2 separate regions of the Homo sapiens genome follow, and region 1 is linked to region 2. Evidence: chromatin loops called from intact Hi-C (ENCODE). Cell type or tissue: endothelial cell of umbilical vein. All regions are shown on one strand.

What was found. Peaks named below come from ENCODE experiments on the same cell type or tissue, not always from the same donor. Only the 100,000 strongest peaks of a DNase experiment are listed, where the experiment ranks them.
Region 1: a loop joins it to region 2, with 13 times the contacts of the local background. A loop is called at or near these places in 6 of 110 quality-filtered maps.

Annotation. Positions count from the first base shown.
Region 1 is chr7:133,432,449-133,440,448 of GRCh38, reverse strand. The region is part of intron 7 of EXOC4 (exocyst complex component 4); the gene reads right to left. Among named protein-coding and RNA genes, the nearest start is that of MIR6133, 150 kb to the right of the region's middle. In endothelial cell of umbilical vein, a CTCF peak has its summit at 5,948 (motif pointing right); DNase peaks (open chromatin) are centred at 4,268 and 6,008.
Region 2 is chr7:134,013,484-134,021,483 of GRCh38, reverse strand. All of the region lies in intron 17 of EXOC4 (exocyst complex component 4), which reads right to left. Among named protein-coding and RNA genes, the nearest start is that of LRGUK, 110 kb to the left of the region's middle. In endothelial cell of umbilical vein, a CTCF peak has its summit at 4,599 (motif pointing right); a DNase peak (open chromatin) is centred at 4,643.

The DNA of each region.
Region 1 (8,000 bases), 580 kb after region 2:
GAACACTGATGACCAACTGTAGCATGAGAAGTTAATTCTAAGGCTAAAAGTACTTGGAAGGAAGACAGAATTGAATAGGTAATGGGGGGGTGGGGGTGGAGATAAAGGTGGGAAAAATAACAGAATGAGAGCTTTTACAAAAATGCAGAATTGATTCCAGTACCTTACTTTCCTCTGAATCCCTGAATAAGTCACTGTCCCTCCCAGGAAGACTCAGATCCAGTGAAAACATGAAGAGAAATAAGAAAGCCATTGTAGTGTTCAAGAACTATGACAACTTCCTGAAGAGTGTAAACAGTAGTTAATGTTACCTATGCAAGGCCTTGACTCAGAAATGGTTAAACTGTGTGTCCCTGTGGGGGTGGGAGAGGGTTGCCAGTAAGTGATTATTCAATGTAATCACTAAATTTATTTTTTTAATGCCTTTAAATGAATATATTGAATTAAAAAGTAAAAAATAAAGAAGCTATAACTCACAATAAGCAATGTGCTCATCTGAGTTTGGTTTCTTGGAGATGTCAGAGCTGAGTGATAGATGGAAGAGTTACCCAATGAGTTATAGTCTCCCTGATGGCTTCATTGTTAGGAATCTCTACACATTACACAATTCAACAGTGAGGCAGGTCCAGGGAAAACATGGGAAGGGTCATCTGGGCTGAGAGACTGATAATCTCCTCCTACATCTTTGCTTCTTTTGTGTTACAGGCTTTATGTTTCTTAATAAATCCTGAGTCTTTCAGGAGTGTCAGACCAGTGATACAGCTTTTTTGGTCCCAAGTAACCATGTGTCAGTAGTCAGAAGGTAGCTTTGTGTGGTATCATTATCCTCACAAATACAAACACACTCACACATAAATACGTACACTATACTTCATGGATATATGATACATATTATTTCACATTTTAACATCTCTGAAGTTGGGAGGGGTCTGATAAGTGATGATACATTAGAACTGATGAAATATGGGCTGGGTGCGGTGGCTCACACCTGTAGCCCCAGCACTTTGGGAGGCTGAGACAGGCAGATCATGAAGTCAAGAGATCCAGACCATCCTGGCCAACATGATGAAACCCCGTCTCTACTAAAAATACAAAAATTAGCTGGGCGTGGTGGCGGGGGCCTGTAATCCCAGCTACTTGGGAGGCTGAGGCAGGAGAATTACTTGAACCCAGGAGGCGGAGGTTGCAGTAAGCCGAGATCGCCCCACTGCACTCCAGCCTGGCGAGACAGCGAGACTCCATCTCAAAAAAAAAAAAAAAAAAAAAGAACTGATGAAATATGGTATATTTCCTTTAAACAACTATAACATCTTGAAGATGGAAACCAAAACCGAGGTTCAAATACTGACTGAAAGGAACAGTGGTAATCCAACCCAATCTCCTTCATTTTACAAGTGAAACACACACATACATATACATACATAGGCAAACACACACGTGTACAGAGGCAGAAGTAAAACCAAACCTGTAAGTCAAATTTCCTGATTCCCAGTCATTGTTCTTATGTTCTATCAGCACCTCAGCAAAATATACTAATGAACTGACCTACTGTCATCTGTAAGCAACAGGTAATCAAGTTTTTGAGATAAGGAAAACAATTCAACATACTATAAGCACTGCAAGATCAGGAACAATGTCCAGTTTGCTCACTGTGATATTCTGAGTGCCCAACACAGTGCCTTACAGAGAGCAGGCATTTTATAAATGTTCTGAGATGAAAAATCTGGCTGCTGCGTTTAAGATAAAGGATGGCAGTTAGCAGGTGGTAGTCATAGTGGACTGCCTCAGTAGACCACCTCATTAAAACTTGGGATGTTTGGCTCTTCATATCTAGGCTCTTCACAAACCAAATGAATTAGAATTTCTGGGCTAAGACTCAGAAATCTGGACTTTTAACAAGCATTCCAGACGATTCTCATGGCTATTAAAGCTTGAAACCAGAGTATATTAGATAATAACAACCCCCATTGGAGGCAACAGAAAGGAAGAAACTAATGTCATAATATTTAAATCGAAAGAACATAGGGCATTAGAGAAATAAGAGACAAAATCAAGATGGCAAGGAAAAACCAGGGGAAAGTTACTTAAAAACTAATATAAGAACTATTTAAATATAAATGTACAAACATTAAAGAATCAGGAACTCTGAGGAGCCCTGGGATAAGGGATTAATTCCATCAGTGTGCAAGAGGCCAGGGGTACCATATGAGACATCATTAGGATAATTAAATAATTAACACACATAGGATTAAAATTCCTCTTGGGGAAAATGATAATGAACAAGAAACACCTAATGTAGTTTCACAAATGACTCTTCAAAGATCTACAGACAAAGACAGATCTGAACTAAATATGGAGAAGAGTGAAAAAGTATCTTGTTAGAGTTAGCTAAAACTTATAGAAAAGAGTCAGAGGTAGCAAATTAATTCATGCTACTTAAATAAGTCAGACAAGAGAAGAGGAGCTTTTAAAATTACCAAAAAGCGGGACAAAGACTAGGAAAAGAAAAATGGTGCTAAAAATGGAGTGGGGTTTGGAATTAATGAAGACTAAACTAGCTAAGAAACTGAACTAATTCTTTTTAATTTGTCTTTGACAAGAAAAATGAAAAAGACATATTTGTATAATTAGAGAGAAGGAAGACTTTGCAAAAATAGCGACTGACAAAAAGCAGATGGGGAACACTTGACAATACTGAACTCATACCAATCAGCAGGCCTGGATGATGGGAAGCAGAGGAGCTTAAGGGAATTCATGCACACACTTGTGGAGTCATTTACAATCAGTATGGAAACATCACAGAAAAACGGGGAAATAAAAGATGTGAAGTGGAAAAAAGATTAGATAATAAAATATCCTATCGATCTTAAAATGGTAACAAAGAAATATTACGGAAAATTTTAGTGGTGAAACCAATAGCACTGTTTTCCCATCCAGATGTGAGCTCCATGAGGTCACAGGCATTCTTCTTCATTGTCCAGCATTAGTCTGAAGTTTAGAGCAAATAGTAAGTGATCACCAGATAATCGAAAATGGGAAAAGACCATGAGCTAGAAAATGAATGCCACCAAACTTTTCCATTTCTTCTGAACAGAAAATTGTACCACAGGGAGCTTACAGTCCATTTTTTTCTCTCATAAATAATAGCAAAAGGTAAAATACTTAAACATCTGGTGGATAATCATAAGCCATAATCAGAATAAAAATCTAAAAACTCTAGTAACACAAATATAGTAAATTTGAGAAACTATAAGAGAAAAAAAGTAGAACACAAATATTAATTTGGGCAAATATTTTCAGTACTTTCTTTAAAATGAAATCCTCTAACATGTTTGGATAACACGCAAAATTTAAAAAGAAATCAAAAAATTTTAAAATGAGCCTTTACTATGACCATAATATATCTTAATGAATCATGGAAGTTTCTCCCATCCTCACACACTCCCACACAAACCCATCCATAGTCACTCAGATGTATTTTTTTTTTATCAGTTCATCCTCAATTTATAGACAGGGCAAACAGGTAAATTTATATAAAATTATATGCCTCCAGGAAATTGACACTAAGCTCATGGGAAAAGATCATAAGTTACTCTAAAGTAATTATCCACACAAGCAAAACAGAAGAAATGCATTTCCTACAAGCTAAAATAAAGGGGGAGGGTATGAAGATTTCATTTTTGGAGTTTTTTTGCATAGAACACAGTGCATTCCATATAGTGCACATTAATAACCATACACTGATTAAATCAAATTGAAAGCCACTGGCTCGTACACACGAAGGGTATGTGATGATACTTAAAGAGGCTGATTATTTCATAGGTCTGTCTTATTTCTTTGATCAGGTCCCCAAAACTGAAGTCTATGGTTCTAGGCTTTAGTAAAGAAGTATTATGCCAGTAGAGTATCCCATAAGATATGGATAATATTAGGGTTTTTTTTTTTTTTAACACCACACTGCCTTCACTCAGGAAAAGAGAGACAAAAAAGAGAAAAAGAGAAAGGTTCTAATTACTGGAAAGGAAGTTAGTTTCATCATTTATTAGTTTTGATGCCAAATGAAGAGGAAAGGAGAAAGCTATCTCAAAAAGAATATCATTTATATGAGTAATGATAGCTCTGGCCTAAAGAGGACAGTCAAATTCTAGATCTTCTCAGTCAGAGGGCAGAGCTCAGGGCACATAGGAGGGCAAGTACAGACATAGCAGCTGAAGAAGTCAGAAGGCAGTACAAGGAAGGCCCACGCCACTCTGGGTTTGATACAGTTCATATCGTTAGTTTGCATGGATGCCAAGAAAAACATCTTTCAAAAACAAGCCGGCTGATGCAAGATCACCAATTTCTTGAAATGAATAGCAAGAGCAAATTCTATCTCCTTTAAAAAAACAAAAAAAAAAAAACACTGAGATAATTCAAATTCTTTCCCCCTGCCCTTCCTTATGTGGCTCTAAGGAATAAAGGACAAGTAAGAACAAATTAAGAGGAAAAAAGAAACTAACCAAATATTTAATCACAAAAAATAAAAGAAAAAACCCACTTGCTTCAGTATCAAAAGAAACATATTCATTCACTTATCCATTCAGCACAATCTAGGTGGCAAAATAAACGGCAAAAACTTTACCCTCAACCTAGATACTTCTAGAAATTAACAGATCACTAGATAACGGAGCATTTTTCCCAGAAATGGATCTTCATGGAATAGCTAAAACTTAAGTAACACAAATACAGATGGATGGGACTAGGATAGAGAATTCTACAATAAAGGTGTTTTAGGTATCATTTGACTGCCATTGTTAACAGAAGAATACCTAATTTACCTGGCAGCCTGGACCACTAAGAATAGCAGAAACTAAGGAAGAGAGAATTAAGAAAAAAGGGACATTTCCAGGGGCAAAATGTCCTTATGTTATACAATCCATAGCTGAGAATTCATGTGCATGATGCCACAGAGTGCTTTCTGGTCGCTTATTCTACACACAATTCTAACCACCTTGGTTCTCTGCCTTTGCAGCTTATACCACAATAGTTGAGCAACTTAGCAAGAGGAGCTTGTCTGAAACAGACACGATCAATAGCTAGACATGATAACCTACCCCCAAAAAGCAAGGAAAAAAAAGACAGAGGGTATGAAGAGTGAACAAGTATGATTTTTTTTTTAATGGAAGTCTGGGACTGGTTCAGCACGATGGAACGTTGTCCGTGCCTTCACATGTGACAAGATGACCTCTGACGTATCACAATACATTCAATAAAGGGTAGTGTGCAAAAGTGCAACCAAAGCATCGATTAACCAGGTTCAAAATGACAGTCCTTCAGTCACCAGAAAAAGTCTGAATGTGCTCAGTATATTGTGACAAAAGGACCAAATCTGAGAAATGTATTTTATAAAATTTCCATTAAAGATGTTAAAATACAATCTTTAATGCTAAAAGGGGAGAGACTATTTTCTGGAAAATTAAGCCACACTGAAAATCAGATTCCTAGATGGTGCTAAATAAATTAGGCATCACCAGTCTTCTTTTTAAAGAGAATATCACACAATAGTTAGGAGTTTACTTACAATAAAGCAATCGGTCTCTATCAGAACAAAGATAGCCATTGAAGACAAAAAAGAGGAAGGATAAAGCTTTAATTACAAAAACAAAGAGACATATGGATTTATCTATTATGACAGCACAATCCTGAGGTCTGTATAAAAGGCACCTCATTTCAGTCCGGCACACAAGCTTTAAAAAATTGGTTAAACAAGCTCAAAGTATCTTTGAAGCAACATCAATGGTGTATGGTACTTGGTTTCCGATTTTTTCTGCACCAAATTAAAAGTTAATAAATGTTGCCAACAGTTCCTCTACATTTCTCAGTCCACCCCCACCACAAACTCTGGGAAATAAAAGCAGCCCCCACCATTACTTTACAGTTTGCAAAATGACTTGGAGGGGAGCTTTGAAGTTTGTAGTAACAGAAAGAGAAATATACCATTAATGCCAGAGGGGGGAGCTCAGAGCAAAGGGAAAGATCATGTTTACAATGGGCAAAAAAGGGAAATTCTGAAAACCTTCTGAGCTTTTACACAATATCTTTTTTTCTCTTTTTCGGTATTCTCTTTTGAAGAATGGGTTCTAATACCCTTTGAAATAAACAACCTTCTTTTTCCCCCCCATGTAGAGAGAAAATAAATAAAAGTAGTGCTGAGGGTAACCAGTTTAAACAATGTGCAGGTTTCTGAAACCTCTGCTTTAGGGAGGTCTCATGCACACAGCCTCCAGTCTCTAATCAGTTTTGTTTGCAAATGAACCTACACAGTAGGATTGGCATCTAATGATGCTGAAGGCACAGTAAAGGAATTAGCCCAAGACAATCATTATTTTAAAGAGGTGTTTGGCCTCCTCCAGATTCCTTTACATGTTTATTTCTTAAGATAAAATGGAATTTTAATAGGCTCCTTCCATAATTAAAGATACTATCTTTGTGTATTCACTGCCCTTTGTACCACTAAGGACATACAACTAGCTGATCCAACAACAAAAAAAGGAGCCACTGGCCATTATATTTTCCTAGAAACAACTTCCAAGTACAGACAGGTTTGTGGAGATAGCCAGGGTCAACCAGCACTCTTCTTCCCATCTGAATTGTAAGCATTTCTTTAAAGTGAGCTTTCAATCCTGAACAGTTTTGCCAGTAACCAGAGACAAAACTGGCATTAAAATAGGTGCCATTGAACAATAAAGTTCTTGATGCTACATGGAAAGCTGCAGCTTCCAAAACAGTGCCTAAAGAAGGTCTTTAAAAGAAATGAGTATCCTTCTGTATTTGTCAGCTACCGCCACAATACTGAGTAACAAACCACCTCAAAATTCAGCAGCATACAACAAGTATATCTTCCTTGCTCACATATATGCTCATTATCTGGGACTTGGCTGTAGGCTGGACTACACTGGGCTTGGTACCAAGCTGCAGATCAGGTCCAGAGCCAGTGCTTTTCATCCTTCTTGAATTAGCAGCTACTAGAAGCATGTTCTTCTCACGGCAAACAATAGAAGTGCAAAGACCAAGTCCAACTGCACAAGCATATTTCAAGCCTTTGCTAGTGGCATATTTGCTAACATTCCATTGGTTATATCAAGTCACACGACCAAGTCCAATAGCAATTGGATGACGAAACAGACTGCTCTCATAGGTTGGGTGGGGGGCTATTGGGAGTGGGGTAGGTTAGGGAATGAATATTTGCTGAACAATAATCCAACCTACCACATCCTTCCATTCAGGCTGCTAGAGGTTATTTGTTTACCACATCTGGTATCCTACCGCTTATGGAATAACAAGATCTCATCATCTAAGTATGTCAGTCCTAGTTTTACAGAAGTCTGCCATTGATACTACTACCATTCGAAAATAAGAATGAGAATTAAGCAGAAAAAAACTGTAAAATTGGTATTATATCGTATAAACGGACATGATTAGGAGTTTCATTGATGTCTCAGAAATCTGTTGACAAAGGGTAATACATTACAGCTATAGAGTGCTGCTTAGCATACTCTGGTGTTTCAAGTCCATGTACTTGCTAAGCTGTCTACCTTACATTGGCATTGACAATATTTTATGCAGTATTAGTTTTGCATAGAAATAGCCTGCTAGACAGCAGAATTACAAAGAAAAGAGAAAGCAGGAAAGATCATACCAAGGTTTCCAACTTGGATAATGTAGTAAGCAATAGTAGTAGCATTAGCAGAAACTGGAAGAGAGTGGAAAGCACTTGACAAACAGATTTACAGCAGCTATTAACGAAGCTTTACAGTGAACATTTTAAGATAACTTTAAAAGGCTCTGGCTATTACATACATTTAAAAGTTAACTTATCAACCACATACCAGTTAAATCCTACTGGAAACAAGACATGGGATGCAGATATAAAGGGGGGAGAGGAATACATATATTACATAAACATGATACTTATATTTATATATCTATCTACCAAAATTTTCTTAAGAAGGTCCAATGAA
Region 2 (8,000 bases):
GATGTGACATTTATGTTTTTGAGTACCTACACGTTTACATTTTGAATTACTGTTCAGAGCCTTATAAGACCTTTATAGGTCATGCAAAAGCAGTAGCCAGCGTCTAGATCTGTTTTACTCTCCTGTACGTGTGGTGAGCAAATGCTTTAAGCACGATCTTGACTATGAAAAGAAACAGGCCTACAGTACTTCCTTCCTCATTAATTCATCCATACACACAGGCATTAGTTTGTCCAATCAACAAATATTAAAATGCCTGTTATATACTGCATATCTCAGACATGTTTACAGTATCTTTATGGAATTGGATGGGAGCTAATTTGTTTCCTCTTAGATAGCTTTCCTGTGATAGTCTCTTTTGAGAGCTAGGAGTTGAGGCAGGGCTCTAGATCTCTCAAACCGCTCTCTGGCTTTATGTCATGGAACTCTAGGCAAGTCCAATCTGCAAGAGACCCTATAGTTGATCCTCTAATCAAACCCTTCATATTTTTTTTTTTTTTGAGACAGTCTTGCTCTGTCGCCCAGGCTGGAGTGCAGTGGTGCAATCTCGGCTCACTGCAAGCTCTGCCTCCTGGGTTCACGCCATTCTCCTGCTTCAGCCTCCCAAGTAGCTGGGACTACAGGCACCTGCCACCGTGCCTGGCTAATTTTTGTAGTTTTAGAAGAGACGGGGTTTTACCATGTTGGCCAGGCTGGTCTCAGACTCCTGACCTCAAGTGATCCACCTGCCTCAGCCTCCCAAAGTGCTGCCATTTCAGGCACAAACCCTTCATTTTATAGATGAGGAAACTTCAGCCAAGAGAGCTGAAGTGACTTACTCAAATTCATGCAACAATTAAAGGTTGATTTATTAGCCAACTACTAGGTGAATGAAATGCTATTTAGTTTACTCCCAAATTTCCAAGAATACAACCCGACTCTGCCTCAATGTCTACACATGTTAACTGAGAGTAATAATGGTGACCACCTTGTGTGTCATTTTAATAATTTAAAATAATCTAGAAAAGTGCTTTCAAGTTATTTTTACTTTTGCTGCCTGCAGTAGGAGATAAGAGTAAAGGGGACTAAAGGAGAAACATGAGGTTGAAAGACGATGGCCTGGATATTGCATGAATCTCAAAGAAAACGAGGTCAGGGCCGGTATTTCTGCATGATAATCTCCTGAGCACTTGTTAAGCCGCAGATGCCCAAGCCCTACCCTCAGCCTTCTAAATCAGAACTTTTAGGGATGGAGTCAAAGAGTTTCCACTTAAAACAATTTCCCTGCAAGAGACCCTGTAGCTGATAGGGAAATTCTTATACCTTCTAGTCTTTGGGAAGCACTTGGTTTAGCTGCTTATTGTCTTAAAAGCACAGGTGTATGCATTTGGATTAATGATGGTGCTGCTCAGTGCTGTTGATGACGTGCTAATTTGTGGTGAGATTCTGAGAGAGTGGTCTCGGGTCTAAGTGTTGCTCCCCAAGGACAGTTGTTTGGAAGGCCAGCAGAAGACCCACAAGCAGCATGAACACCTGACAGCTGAGCAAAACCAACCCCATAACACCACCAAGGTAGGAAGAGTCTGCAGACCCCTCTGCCGTCAAACTGCCCATTAAAGCTGATTAAAACAGTTAGCAATCAGAGCTCAGTGGAAATCAAGGGGGAAAGACACCCAACCAGAGAAAATAAAGGAAAAAAGAAATGTTTGATAGCTAAGAGAATAACTGAAAAATAAAATCATATTTTAATATAAGCAAAAGAGAGACCCAACATTGACCAAAATGGTAGCCTTACTTCACGTAGTTAAGAGCATACATAGACTTTGGGGTTGGATTGACCTAAGTTTGAATCTGGCCTCTCTTCTTATGTAAACTAGGAATTTACTTAACTTCGTTAAGCTTTAGTTTTCTCATCTTTTTGCAGCAATAGCTAAATATAGAGTTTCAGGGACATTCAGTGAACCAATGTAGGTAAAGCATTTACTAACGTTCATGTCATGTGCTGAGATCATTATATAACAGTAATTATAATTACTCATATTATACTTGGAATATGTCATCATCATCATCATCATCATCATCATCATCACTGAGAGAAAGTCACCAATATAGGCCTCTAGGATGGTTTGTAAAAAAAAATCACATGTCTTGCAGGAGCTTTCCTTGTTTTAGAGAAAGTAGTTTAAAGTTAAAGGTCTGTAAAGCTAGGTACAAAAACTATTTCTTGGTAACCTATTTGTATTTAGCTACAGATGCTCTCTAAAACATACATCGTGGCTGGGCGCTGTGCCTCATGCCTGTAATCCCAGCACTTTGGGAGGCTGAGGCAGGCAGATCACTTGAGGTCAGGAGATCGAGACCATCCTGGCTAACATGGTGAAACCCCATCTCTACTAAAAATACAAAAATTAGCCGGGTGTAGTGGCGCGTGCCTTTAATCCCAGCTACTCAGGAGGCTGAGGCAGGAGAATCGCTTGAACCTGGGAGGCGGAGGTTGCATGAGGCAAGATCAGGCCACTGCACTTCAGCCTGGGTGACAGAGCAAGAGTCAGTCTCAAAAAAACAAACAAACAAAAAACAAAAACAAACATACATCGAAAGTAATACATATCAAACATATTTTAAAACCCATATTATTTTCATAAATACTTCAGATTGCTGACAGGTAGTCTATTACAGAGAAGTAAAAGGGGGAAAACCACCCAGAAACCAAATAAACAAAATACAATCATGGTAACTAGTCACAAGAACTTTATAATTCAGTAGAGAGAGAACATGTTAATAAAAATTAGATGAATAAAATATTAAAAGATGGGAACAAATGAAGAACAATATAGCACATAATGAGGTATTAATTTTAGAGTACAGAAAATTAAAAAAAAAGGATTATAAAAAGAGCAAGTGATATGGGCCAGGCACATTGGAGAAGGTTTCAGAGAACAAAAGGTCCTTGAGCGGAGTGCTGGCCACAGAATTCACTGTGGCCATGTGACCTTCCTTCAGTACTCTGATCTTTTTCTGTTTGGATCAGCAAAGGGTGTTCAGTAAAGCAGGAGGTGGGAATGAAGAGAAGGGCTTTCTTCCTGTATATGATAAAGCAGGTAAAGGGAGGGGCAGGATGGGAAGTCTGGCATGATGTGGTTTACAGGGGCTGTAGCTCTGCTTTTACGACAGCGATTGTGCCAGTTTCCTACTTTCAAGCATCAAAATTTAAACACTACATCTTTATTTAGAAAACAAGAAAGGTCAGCTTCCAGCCTCAAATTTTTCAGTGAGAATTCTAATAGAGTCGGTAAATGATCATTCTTGGGCTTCAGTCACAGAACAAGCTTAATATCTTTTCAGTACAATGCAACCCTTCCCTGGCAGAAAAATAGCCTCCCTGGGTGGGTTAATTAACTAACTATGATGAATACAAAGGTACTGCAGAATATATAAACAGCAGGATTCGATGACAGATTCTGGACAAGTCACTTCTTATTTCTGTTCCTTGGGATCTTTACTGGATAATAATAATACTCGCTATCTATGCTAATCTCTGAATCATTCCAATTCCAGCACATGTGCTACAAAGGGAAGAGTGTCACTGTCTGCCAGTAATCTCGAGGAACCCTAAATTATACATTGACAATATATATATACAAAATATGGTGACACTAATTGAGCATAATCAAAAGAAATCTTACTTAATCAAAGCCTCACACATGAGATATGTTTATGGGGAATCAAACGTCAGTTACTGAGAGATTTTTTTGAGAGGCTTAGAAGTATTTATTGCTCTGAAGTGCTCTGTGAAGGATATGCAGACCAGTAAGGCATGCTCACCCGCATTCAAGGAGTCCTAATTAAATGATTAATTAGAGATCAATTAATTGTTACAATGCACGGGACCTAATGTAAATGTAAAAAAAGGGAGATCAGAAAAAAGCGGCATGGTCAGAAACGGGACAGCAAGGTCAAATGAAGGTTTAATTGGAGAGATGTAATATTATTTAAATCTATTTATATAAAGATCTTTAAAAAGTCCATCAGATCAGGCCGTACAAGATTTGGTTTTATTACTGAATTTTATCAACTGGTATATTTCTTTCTATCTGGCAGTGGAAGCCATGTAAACCATCGCATTTCCCAATTTACTCTGGCCCCTAGGAAAATCAGGGTTAGCTTTTTATCACTATTAAATTTAAGAGATTTAACAGCATTTTAAGGGGCATCATCATTAAAAAAAGAATTTTTTTGGCAGCAGACTAGTCTCTTCTACAAAATTAATCCCAAATCTACACGGCTAATAATCTTGAGTCAAAAATCTGGGGTATTAAAGGCAAATCTTGGGAAAAGGATAGGTGCCCCTAGAATTGGGAAGGCAAACAAGACCAATGGCAGAATAAAGCTGGGAAACGCAAACAGAGAAAAGGATGTGACAAATATTGTGCTTCTTTCTCAGAAACAAAATTGTTCTTCTAGCAAAGCAGTCAGATAAATTTTTATTTGATAGGTGGGGCATTTCACATTTTCAAGCCAAGTCACCTTTGAAGTCCGCTTCAGGGGCAATACCCACTCTTGATTCAGAAGAGTGAGGGGAGATTTAGGAGACCACAGACATTCTCAGTCTGGCTGTCTGTGGGCAGTTCCAGTAGGTGGCAGCATGTCATTGCTAATCCCCTTCTATCAAACTACACTTTGGTCATTCCAAATAGGAAAACTCACAACCTTTCCTGCAGAAAACAAAAGTAATGTTCCCGGTGCAACAGGTTTGTAGGAAATAAATTTATGTAAACAGCTCCCCTGGGAGGAATTCAACATTCTCAGCTATGCCAGAGATCATTCCTGGCCTTAGTGAAGGTACAAGGTCAAGGATAAAGCAGGGGTCTGAATCTGTATGTTTAGTTGCTAGGCTGGCTTTATCACTCTGTCACTTGAGGAAAGTATCTGGACAGTTTAATTAAAAGAGTTGGAGAAGTTAACGTGAGAAAATGCTTCCATTTATTGGGAAGAAGGATGCTCTATCAATTTATGGTGAAAGTAGCATTTCTGTGCAGGCAGCTATGTGATCATGCACTCTCTTTGGTCTTCATGAGCTGTGTTCTGTCCTTGTGCTATGAGACCATTCCTTCCCTATCTTCTTCAGGGGCTCCTCTTCCTTCTCATGCCCTTTTGGGTCTTCCCCAGGGGATTACTCTCCATCTACCTACAGCCTTGATCTCCGTTAATGGTTTTAAATAGCTCCATGCTGATGATTCCCCATATCTGTTTGTTCACTCCCGGCCTTTCCCTCAAGCTTCCAGTTTACATATCCAGTTGCATGTTAGATGTCTCCACTTGGAAGTCCCACATCCATCTTATACTCACCACAACCACTGATGATCTTCCCTCCATCAGACCTACTCCTCTCTCCTCCTGTATCCTTATCTTACTTGACTGTAGTGTGATCTGGCTAGACACTCATGTTAGAAATTGGAGAGTCATCCTTGACTCCTTCACTTTACCCTCACTATTCAATCACTCTCCAAGACCTGCCAATTTTAGCTCCTTCACACTTCTCAAATATGTCTCCTCCATCCCCACTCCCCCCACCACCAAGCACTGATACATTGTTGAAGCCCTACACATCACTTTTTTTTTTTTTTTTTTGAGACGGAGTCTTGCTCTGTCTCTAGGCTGGAGTGCAGTGGCGTGATCTCAGCTCACTCCAACCTCCGCTTCCCAGGTTCAAGTGATTCCCCTGCCTCAGCCTCCCAAGTAGCTGGGATTACAGGCACGTGCCACCACACCTGGCTAATTTTTTGTATTTTAGTAGAGACGGGATTTCACCATGTTGGCCAAGATGGTCTCGATCTCCTGACCTCGTGATCCACCTGCCTCGGCCTCCCAAAGTGCTGGGATTACAGGTGTGAGCCACCGTGCCTAGCCCCCTACCACTTTCTTAGCAATCACCTTCCAGTTGATTGGCAAGGCCTCCAGTTTTATCTTCCTCAAATCCAAGTCCTATACTGCTGCTGAAATGATGTACTTAGAATATAAATCTGACCATCTCACTCCTCTGCTTAAAATCCTTCAGTTACGTACAGGACAAAGTCCAAATAACTTTAACACCCCACAAGTATTTACTGAATGTCTACTACATACCAGGTACTGGTTTAGGTCCTGGGGCTACAGCAGTGAACAAAAAAGAGTCCCTGCTTATGGAGCTTACATTCTATTCAGTGTAGACAGGTGAGGAACAAATAAGTAAATACGAAATATGTCAGATATACGCTTTTTAAAATCATGGTAAGGACAATAGGGAGTGCTGGTGGGGGAGGAAGGCATGTTTTGAAAGTGCAGGAGAGAAGGCCTTAATAAGGTGGCATTTGTGGCTTACCCAAAGCCAGCCCTGACTTCAGGCCTGATGATGACTCAGGTCTCTTCTTTCACCACCTCCTTCCTTGAACATCTTCTCCAGTCCCCGGAACTACCCTTTCTCTTCCAAATGACTTTCTCCCTATTCTGGATAATTCCTATGAAGACTAATATGAAGTATCACCTCCTTCTCCAAAAATTCTTCCTTTATCTTCTACCTCTCAGGATGGATTAGGGAAACTAAAAAATGAGCCAAATATTTCCTTTTAAAAGTTTCCCCACTAATGGGAGGATAAAACTTTGGCTCCTCATTTCCTATGATGAATGATTTAATTTTTCAAGTCTTAAAACTCAACCTCTTTTTTTTTTAAACTCCTTCATCGAGATATAATTCATATACCATATAATTTTCAGACTTAGAGGGTACAACTCAAGGACTTTTAGAATAGTCACAGGGCTGTACAACCATCAGCACAATCTAGTTTAGTGCATTTTCATCACCCCCCAAAGACTCCTCTATCTATTTCCCCATTTCCTTTCGACCCCTACTAATCTATCTCTATAAATTTGACTATTTTGGACATTTCATATGAATAGTGTCATACAAAATAGCTTTTTGTTACTAGCTTCTTAAATTTAACATAATGTTTCAAGATTCAGCACATCATGTCTTTCTGTGGCCAAATAAACTCCATTGTATGAATGTACCACGTTCTATTCATCCATACGTTGATGGATATCTGGTTGTTTGTACTTTTTTTTTGAGACGGAGTCTCGCTCTGTCGCCCAGGCTGGAGTGCAGTGGCACGATCTCGGCTGACTGCAAGCTCTGCCTCCCAGGTTCAAGCATTCTCCTGCCTCACCCTCCCGAGTAGTTGGGACTACAGGCATCTGCCACCATGCCCGGCTAATTTTTTTGTATTTTTAGTAGAGACAGGGTTTTATCGTGTTAGCCAGGATGGTCTCGATCTCCTGACCTCGTGATCTGCCTGCCTTGGCCTCCCAAAGTACTGGGATTACAGGCGTGAGCCACCGCGCCCAACCTGTTTATACTTTTTGGCTATTATACATAATGCTTGCTATGAACATTTGTGTGCGTATTTTTGTACGCATGTATGTTTTCATTTATCTGTGTATATACCTAGGAGTGAAATTCCTAGGTCATACCATAACTCTATGTTTAACTTTTTGAGGAAATGATGCAGCTGCACCATTTTACATTTCTACCAGCGGCAAATGAGGGTTCTAGTTTCTCCATAACCTTGCCAACATTTTCATTGTCTTTTCTTTTTTTTTATTGTTACAGCAATCCTGCTGGGCACAGACTGATGTCTCATTGTGGTTTTAATTTGCATTTCCCTAATAACAAATGAATTTGAGCATTTTTCATGCTTAATATGAATTAGCCACCTGTATATTTTCATTGGATAAATGTTCTCTGAAATACTTTGCCTAATACTTTTATTAATAGACTTTATTTTTAGAATAGTTTTGGATTCACAGAAAAATTGAGAAGATAGTACAGAGTTCACATATAATTTGTACCCAGTTTCCCTATTATTAACATCTTACATTAGTATGATACATTTGTTACAATGAATGAACCAATATTAACACATTATTTTAACTAAAATCTATAGTTCATTCAGGGCCTCTTGGTTTTTACCTAATGTTATTTTTGT